Linked DNA regions of Mus musculus: regions 1 and 2 are each linked to region 3. Evidence: chromatin loops called from intact Hi-C (ENCODE). Cell type or tissue: heart. All regions are shown on one strand.

Region 1 (2,500 bases), 84 kb after region 3:
CAGTGACCTTAGAACCCTAGAGGTGAGGGGCCATTCATCCATTCACTCACTCAGTCAGTCAGTCAGTCATTCACTCACACTGCACCTTCTGGCTTTAAAACAACCTTAGCCAGTGAGGGAACCTACTTTAGGGCTGCCCATACAGCCTGCGGGGCTACAACTGTTCCCATCACAGATGGTGAAGAGCTGCGGCCCTCAGGTCTCATATGGGTGTGCACGGCAATATGGGAGCTGGGTGGCATAGAAGCTGCAGGCAAAGCGGCGGGATGATGAGGGGGTCCTCCACCCCAGCCTCTTGTTCACCTTCTGGACAGCCATGGAGACAGAAATCTCCATGAGTCCCACTGTGGCCTCAATCAGCAATCTGCCATCCCCATTCCAATCTTATCCCGGGCATCCCCAATCCAACGAGGGCTTGGCAAATACTTTTAATGTGCTCTGCCTGTTGCTAAAAGAGGGAACAGGGCAGGGCTCAGGCAGCCCTACACCCCCAGCTGCTCAGAACATTGTGGTGGCCAGATCAACAGACAAAGGTCAGATCCCAAGGAAACCCCAGGGAAGAAAGGAGAGCAGAAAGCATGTGCAAGAGCCCATCAAGAGCTCTGCGGCTGACACTGTCTGCAACCAGAGGTGGCACTGTAGCCCTGAACCAGCCAATGCTCTGCAGGGACTATAGGCCTCACGGGCCTCATTAGGGCCTGGCTTTGCCCCCAGGGCTGGGAACCCTGGATATGGCAGAGACAATGTCTCACTTCCCCCCTCCAGAAATGTCCTCTGTTGCTGGGTTTTTAGGATAGGAGATGAGTTTCCCATGAGCTGGTCATCTGGGCAGAAACAGTGGGAAGGGAGGATAATGAGGCTCAGGGACCAATCCAAAATGGAGGTAGAGAGATGGACATCCAGAACCTACCCAGTGTCTGGCTGCCACAGGAAGGGTGTGACTCCTTACAGGGAACACTGGGAATGCCTGTGGATGGCTGCTTTGGTACCCTTACCCAGAGAGGTAATGTGGCTCCTGTGTCCTCAGGAAGTATTGTTAGGCCTCCCAGACCCTACTAGACTGCTCCCAGAATTCTTCCTACTACAGGACCCCCCTTTCCTTCCTACTTGCCCATCAGCTCCACCTACTGGTTGCTCAGGGAAGGCCCAAGAGGCTTGTTAAGGGCAGAGCCTGATGTCTCAGTGTGTCCCCATTTTAGAGATGGGAGCAGAGGCTGAGAGAGAAGAGGTCACCTAGCCAGAGGGAGATGCTGGTCTGAGAACTCGGCAGGCTTGCCTCCCATAGCTCTTCTCTCTGTGGGATGGTGCCTCATCCCACCTGCGTCTACTGCACAATCCCAGAGTCCGGCATGTCTCCTGAGACTCAAGCACACTTTGATTAGCCAACTTCATGTCTTTGTGCTGATGTCTGCCTCTGTGACCCCCAACAGCCCAAATGAGTCCTACTGGGAGGGAAGGACATAGAAATCTGAATTTGTCACTTAACAATTCTCTCTTCTGTCTTCTATACTCAAAGTGTGTGCTAGACTAACTATTAACCAGTTGAGGAGTGGGGGTGGTGGTGATGATGGTGGTGGAGAGTGTGGTTATAGTGATAGAGGTGACTGCTATGCTGATGATGGTGATGGTGGTTAGGATGCTGATGATAGTGACGATCGTAATGGTGATGGTTATGGTGATGGTTATGGTGATAGTGGTGATAGTGATATTGGTGATGCTGTTGCTAGTGATGGTGAAGATAATGATGGTGGTGATGGTGTTGCTAGTGATGGTGAAGATAATGATGGTGGTGATGGTGATGATTGTGGTGATGGTAGTGATAATGGTAATGCTGATGACAATATGGTGATAATGACAGAGATGATGGAGATGCTGATAGTGGTAGTTATGATGATGATGGTTATAATGGTGGAAACAACTTGGTCTGAACATGCACCTATAGTGACAGAATTAATTCTGTCTACTCTTACCTCAAGAAGGAAAGTGAGGCCAAGAGAGGTTTAAGTCACCTTACAAGATAGCGGCTAAACCTAGAGGGCAACTGGCTGCGCCATCAGAGCAGCACTGACTCCACTCTGTACCGCTCTCTCAAAGCCTTGCTCACACCTCACACCTCACACCTCAGACCTGCCTGCATTCTTGGCCCCTTGGGGTTGTTTCTTGCTGGTCCTCAGTGTTATGCCTGTTACCCACACAGATTTGACTGTTGCTCTCGAATGTTCTTACATTGCAAAATAAGTCAAAGATGTAAAGTACAGGGCCCGGGTGTGGGTTCTCCCAGGGACTGAGGAGGGACAAGAAATCCCTCTACAGCTCTCCACACCACCTCTCTGATCTTCAGGGTGAGTCCTGGGCCCGCTGAGCAGCCTACCGAGGTGCAACAGACCTATGGTGTGTGCCCCAGGAACCCACCTGCATTCAGGCCTCTCTCTGCTATGCTTGGGCTCTGGATGGCACCTGAGGTGACTTCAGATGTGGGTGAGCACATAAACATGCCTCT
Region 2 (2,500 bases), 210 kb after region 3:
TGGGCCATGAACTCTGAGCCCTAGGGAGGCAGTGACTTCACACCTCCCCCTCGCCCACCCCGTCCCTGCCAAGTCTGAGCTGCCTACCACATCAGTGACACCATCGCGGTTTCTCTGTCCACGCACATGGCCAGTGTTTCTGTTTTCTTGAGGCATCAGCTTTGATACACACAGAAAAGGGCGGGGGATGTTAATGTGGGGAAGGTATCTATTAAGGTCTGAGCTCCAGTTCCTTCCTGTCAAACGGAAATAAGGATAATCATGTGTGCACATTAAACTGCACATGTCAGAGTCCCCATGGTGGTCACTGTCACCCCAGAGTCTGTTCCAACACTGGCCCAGCCCAAGGTCAACCATTTCCCCATTCAGGGTTCAGTGCCTTCTACACTTTCCAATGTCCATAGAGGACAGAGGATATGTCAGAACATGGCCAGATTTGCATCCCAAACTGGACCCCTTCGGCAGCTCACAGTGGAAACCATGTGGTTGACCCAGAAGTGGACACCCACACATTTCTCCACCTATCAGTCTGCCCATCAGATACCTCCTGGGCATCTTTCTATATACCAGTTCCTCCCTGAGCACCTGGGACTTGGCCAAAAGTAAACTACATCTCTATCCTGGTGAGGTTCACATTCTAGCCAGAGAAAGCCCATGATAGGGGACCCCTAAATACACACCACATCAGACAAGAGGAACACCAAGGGACAAGCCAGGCCGGGAGAGGAGACAGTCCTGGAGACACACTCCTGCCCTACAGTCTTCTGGGGTCCCTTAGGCCAGAAGATCTACACATACATTCAGATGGGCAAGGGGGGACAGTAGAGAGGACAATACACGTGGGCCTTGCAGTCAAGGAAAGCTGCCCAGCCGCGAAGGAAGCCTTTATGAAAATAGGAAGGAAAGATCATTTAGGTAACCACCAGTCTAGCCTTAGAGTGGGGAGGTGAGCGGACTGGGACAGGATCCACCCACTGCCGCTGGAGCTCTGCTGTCCTCTGCTGGACAGATCAGGGATTTCAGGTACCCTAGTCTGGGACTCCTATCTCCTGGATAATCTGCGCCTGCCCCAGGCCCTCACCTGTATGCAAAACACCTCTGGGTGCCAGTTCATACTACCAGCTGGACCCTATGAAGGGCACACATCCCGTTACCCAAGCCAATTCTGGGTGCCCTATGGGTTTACAAGGTGCCAGTGACACCAGCCCACAGCAGGCTCTACTGGGGCCTCAGACATCAATGGCATCTGGGTCTGCATACAGGTGCCAGCTGTCCCAGTGCACACCTCACCTGGGGGAGGGACACTGCTTAAAATGCTCATTGAGACAGGTGAACACAGGACGGAGCACCTTTGTATAGATGCAGAGGTGAAGGGGGTGCTGTCAAGGAGCCCCCAAACTGTGTGCCAAGTAGAGAGCCCGTGAGAAATGCAGCCCCTTCCTTGCTGCCCTGTCACACCAGGCTTCTGTCAGCCATTTTTCAGTGATGCTACATACCATCCAAAGCCTTTCTTAGGAGCTGTGCTCTCCAGAGTGCCTACAGGTCCAGGGTTCAGTGAGGTCAATCCTAAATTATACACAAGGAAACAGAAGCAGTGGGAGAGGGGCCCAGAATAGTGCCCTGGCCTGGAGAAATCCCCAGATATTATCTCCTAAGAATCACCATTAAGTAGGTTGATCTATCTATCATCTATCTATCTATCTATCTATCTATCTATCTATCTATCTATCTATCTATCTACCTACCTACCTACCTACCTATCTACCTATCTATCTATCTATCATCTATCTAAGGTCCACAGATCCCAGAGGGGCTGATCAACCCACAATGTCTAGAACAATCCCCATCTAAGCAGGCAGCGGTGAGTACCAGCCAGCATGTGCCTGCTTGTGGACCCCTCCAGCTCAGGACAGTGTGTTTTCACCAGAGGACAGCACTCTGTCCCACTGGTAGCCCTAGCCCAGCTCAAATATCTTCCAATGCTATCACTTCAGAACAAAGTGACAAGCCAACATGGACAGAACCTGCTTCCCTAGATCACTACATAGAAACAGAAACTGTCTCTTAAGCCACTCTGTCCCTACTGACTTCCAGTCCCACCTCAGGAGTCTGGTGGCCTAGGGTCCATCATCAGCATGAGTGCTGGTAAGAAGCACCCACAGAGGACTGAGCTGCCTCAAGCCTCTATGACAGGTCACCACCGACTGGGGTACACAGACCAGACTGTCTCCCTTCACAGTTTGCAAAGCCAGGCATCCAAGTTTGCTGACATCTGGGCCCCACCCCTCCAAAGGGCCCAGGGAGGAGCCTTCCTTAGCTCTAGCTTCCTGATTCCCAGGCCTCCCTCAAGACATACCTGTATCACTCGATGTCCACCTCCATCACCACAGGGCTCTTCTGTCTCCCCTCACACAGACACCAGTCATTCTGTGAGGCTGACCCTTTACCCACTGTGACTCCACCTCAAGATCTCTAGAGACTTCTGCAGATTCTATCCCCA
Region 3 (2,500 bases):
CTTCACAACCCAAGAGGCCCTGGCGAAATACTTGCTATGAGGAAATCTTTCCATTGAGAAAATTCTGTGTGTCCCCGTGCTCAGTGGCTCCACTGAGCAGTGTGGTGGCCATGCTTGAGAAGGACATGGGGCTTTGGAGACCATAGTTCCCGCTGCCTTTGTCGCACCTGCTGCCTGGCAAGGAACAGGAGCCTCTCTGCTCCTGGGTCACTACCAACTTTGCCACCACCCAGGAATGGAATGAGTTCTGGGTCCCTGATGGGTCCTGCTGGACTGTTTCATCAGGGGGACATTCACCTTGTCCGAGGACCGGTTGTCACCTGGCTTATCCCTCGCTCTCTTACAGCAAGGGCGTGCAGTCAGGCTCTGCAAGACAACAAACTGCACATGGCCCTACAAGGAGGAGAGGCCTCTGTCTTTCCTCTTCCAACAGTGGTCTGTGGCATTCTGGACCCCATTGGCAGTGATATTGTCTGAGTTCCAGATCCAGAGTCTTGGGGGCTGGAGGACAGTACATAGACCTCAGAAGCAGCCTTGGGACCTGGAGACATAGCTCAGTTGATAGCACGCTTACTGAGCATGTATGAAGTCCTAGGTTCCAACTCAGCAATACATAAATCAGGCAATGGTGGTGCACACTTGCAATCTGTAATCCCAACATTGAGGAGGTAGAGGCAGAAGGATCAGAAATTAAAGATTATCCTCAGCTACATTGTGAATTTGAGGTAAGCCTCGGCTGATTGTGACCTTGTTTTGTTTTATTTACTAATTAGCTAACTCATTTAAAAAGCATCAGGTCAAGCCATGCCCGCAGCAGCCCACTCCCTCCCAAACATTTTTCCTGAGGTCTCTGTAAACCTGAGCACCAGTAATCCAAGATGGAATCGGTTGGGGCCCCAGCTTTATGCTCCTACTGGCAGCTAGGGCGGGCCCCAGACTCAGAGGGAACTCAATGGCTACTAGGGAACTGAAAACACATGACTCCAATCTGGAGAAAAATGACTTCATGGTCACAACCCCTGAAGTAGCCGGCTCTGCGGCCCGGCCCTGCCCGGGCAAACTTTCAAAAGGTCCTGCATGTTCTGCAGCCTCTGACTGGGGTCTTTCCTGCGAGGGACTCGCCCTGCACCAGGCCAGGGCCAAAGGCCAGGTGGCAAAGTGCGGAACCACAGGAATCCACCACAACCCAGCGCTGCCCGCACCCCGCGCCTCGCAGTGCTTTCATGAATGGTCCCACTTCCCAGACAGCAGATTGGCTGAGCCGCCGGCTGCGAGGCCCAATCATCGTCAGCCGCCTCCTGGTCTCCGCGTGGGGCCTGAGCAGTTCTGCAGCTGGGAATGGCAACGAGCCCTTCCCCCCAAGGAGAGGAGGAGGGGGAGAGGGGTTTTATATTTATTTTTATTTTTAAATTCCCTGCACTCTTCCTCCGAAGAGGAATTGTGTCGTTCCGAATCTTGGCTGCAGTTCCGGACAATAGTTGTGGGCTTGCCTGTGGCCGTCAGGATTGGCGCTTAAGATCTTCTGTCTGGAAGAGTGCTTGCTGGTTCCGACTACTTTTTTTTTTTTTTTTTTTTTTTTTTGCTTGTGTTTCAGATTGGCTTCAGGTTCTGGGCCCTTTCGTGGGTTGTGCTGCAGAGCCCCAGACAATGTCTTGGGGACGGTGGGTTTGCCTTAGCTTAGGGTAGGGGCTCCTGAAGCCACTCACTGTTGCAGACACTGTACAGGCGCTTGGTCAGCCTGCTTGGTCACTCCATCAGTCAGTCATTGGCTTGGTACTTGCTACCATTGGCATGTGCACGGGTGGGGTTGGGGAGACTGGGGCTTGGAGACTGGAGTCCCGACAATCTGGGCAGTACATGTTTGCTCTTGAGTAGGGAAGCAGGCTCTGATTGCTGATGTGAAGCAGGCACGGTTTTTTGTTTGTTTTTTTGTTTTGTTTTTTGTGGGTTTTTGTTTGTTTGTTTGTTTGTTTGTTTGTTTTCCCCACAAATGCTCCTGGAGTGCCTGCCACTGCACCCCTGCTGTCTGTCATTCCTGGTGCCTTGTAAAGCATGAGAGCCTCTCTGTCCCCAGGTCACTACCAACTTTGCCACCACCCAGGAATGGAATGAGTTATGGGTCCCTGAGGGGTCCTGGTGGGCTGTTTCATCAGGGGGACATTCACCTTGCCGAGGCCTGATTCTCATTCTCAATTTTCAGGACACTGAGGGGAGGGGACAAGGTGAGGACTCACCTAACAGGTCCCCTGCTCTCTCACTGCAAAGCCCTCCATCCAGGCCCCACAGGGCTACTTTACAAACAAACTGCGCATTGCCCCACACAAGCATTCCATAAGAGGAGGGCCTCACTCTGTAGGGAGGAGAGGCCTCTGTCTTTTCCCCTCCAACAGTGGGCTGTGGAATTCTGGGCCCCCCCTTGGCTGTGCTATTGTCTAGAGGCTCAGAAGCTAGAGGCCAGTGCAAATTGTGTGTCTGTCCTTCCCAGGAAGGCTTCCAAACT

Evidence for each region. A loop is a pair of places that touch in the nucleus more often than their neighbours do. Peaks named below come from ENCODE experiments on the same cell type or tissue, not always from the same donor. Only the 100,000 strongest peaks of a DNase experiment are listed, where the experiment ranks them.
Region 1: a loop joins it to region 3, with 4 times the contacts of the local background. A loop is called at or near these places in 9 of 42 quality-filtered maps.
Region 2: it touches region 3 in a loop (2.4-fold over the local background); 5 of 42 quality-filtered maps call a loop at or near these places.

The regions. Positions count from the first base shown.
Region 1 is chr7:145,113,734-145,116,233 of GRCm38, forward strand. No RefSeq gene overlaps it. Among named protein-coding and RNA genes, the nearest start is that of Gm46023, 46 kb to the left of the region's middle. In heart, a CTCF peak has its summit at 1,142 (motif pointing left); DNase peaks (open chromatin) are centred at 588 and 1,138; H3K27ac peaks cover 744 bases.
Region 2 is chr7:145,242,294-145,244,793 of GRCm38, forward strand. It overlaps a transcript of Tpcn2 not described here. Among named protein-coding and RNA genes, the nearest start is that of Smim38, 35 kb to the left of the region's middle. In heart, no CTCF peak of the experiment used is centred here; a DNase peak (open chromatin) is centred at 1,038.
Region 3 is chr7:145,029,776-145,032,275 of GRCm38, forward strand. No RefSeq gene overlaps it. Among named protein-coding and RNA genes, the nearest start is that of Gm46023, 38 kb to the right of the region's middle. In heart, a CTCF peak has its summit at 1,235; a DNase peak (open chromatin) is centred at 1,266; H3K4me3 peaks cover 937 bases; H3K27ac peaks cover 2,445 bases; H3K27me3 peaks cover 314 bases.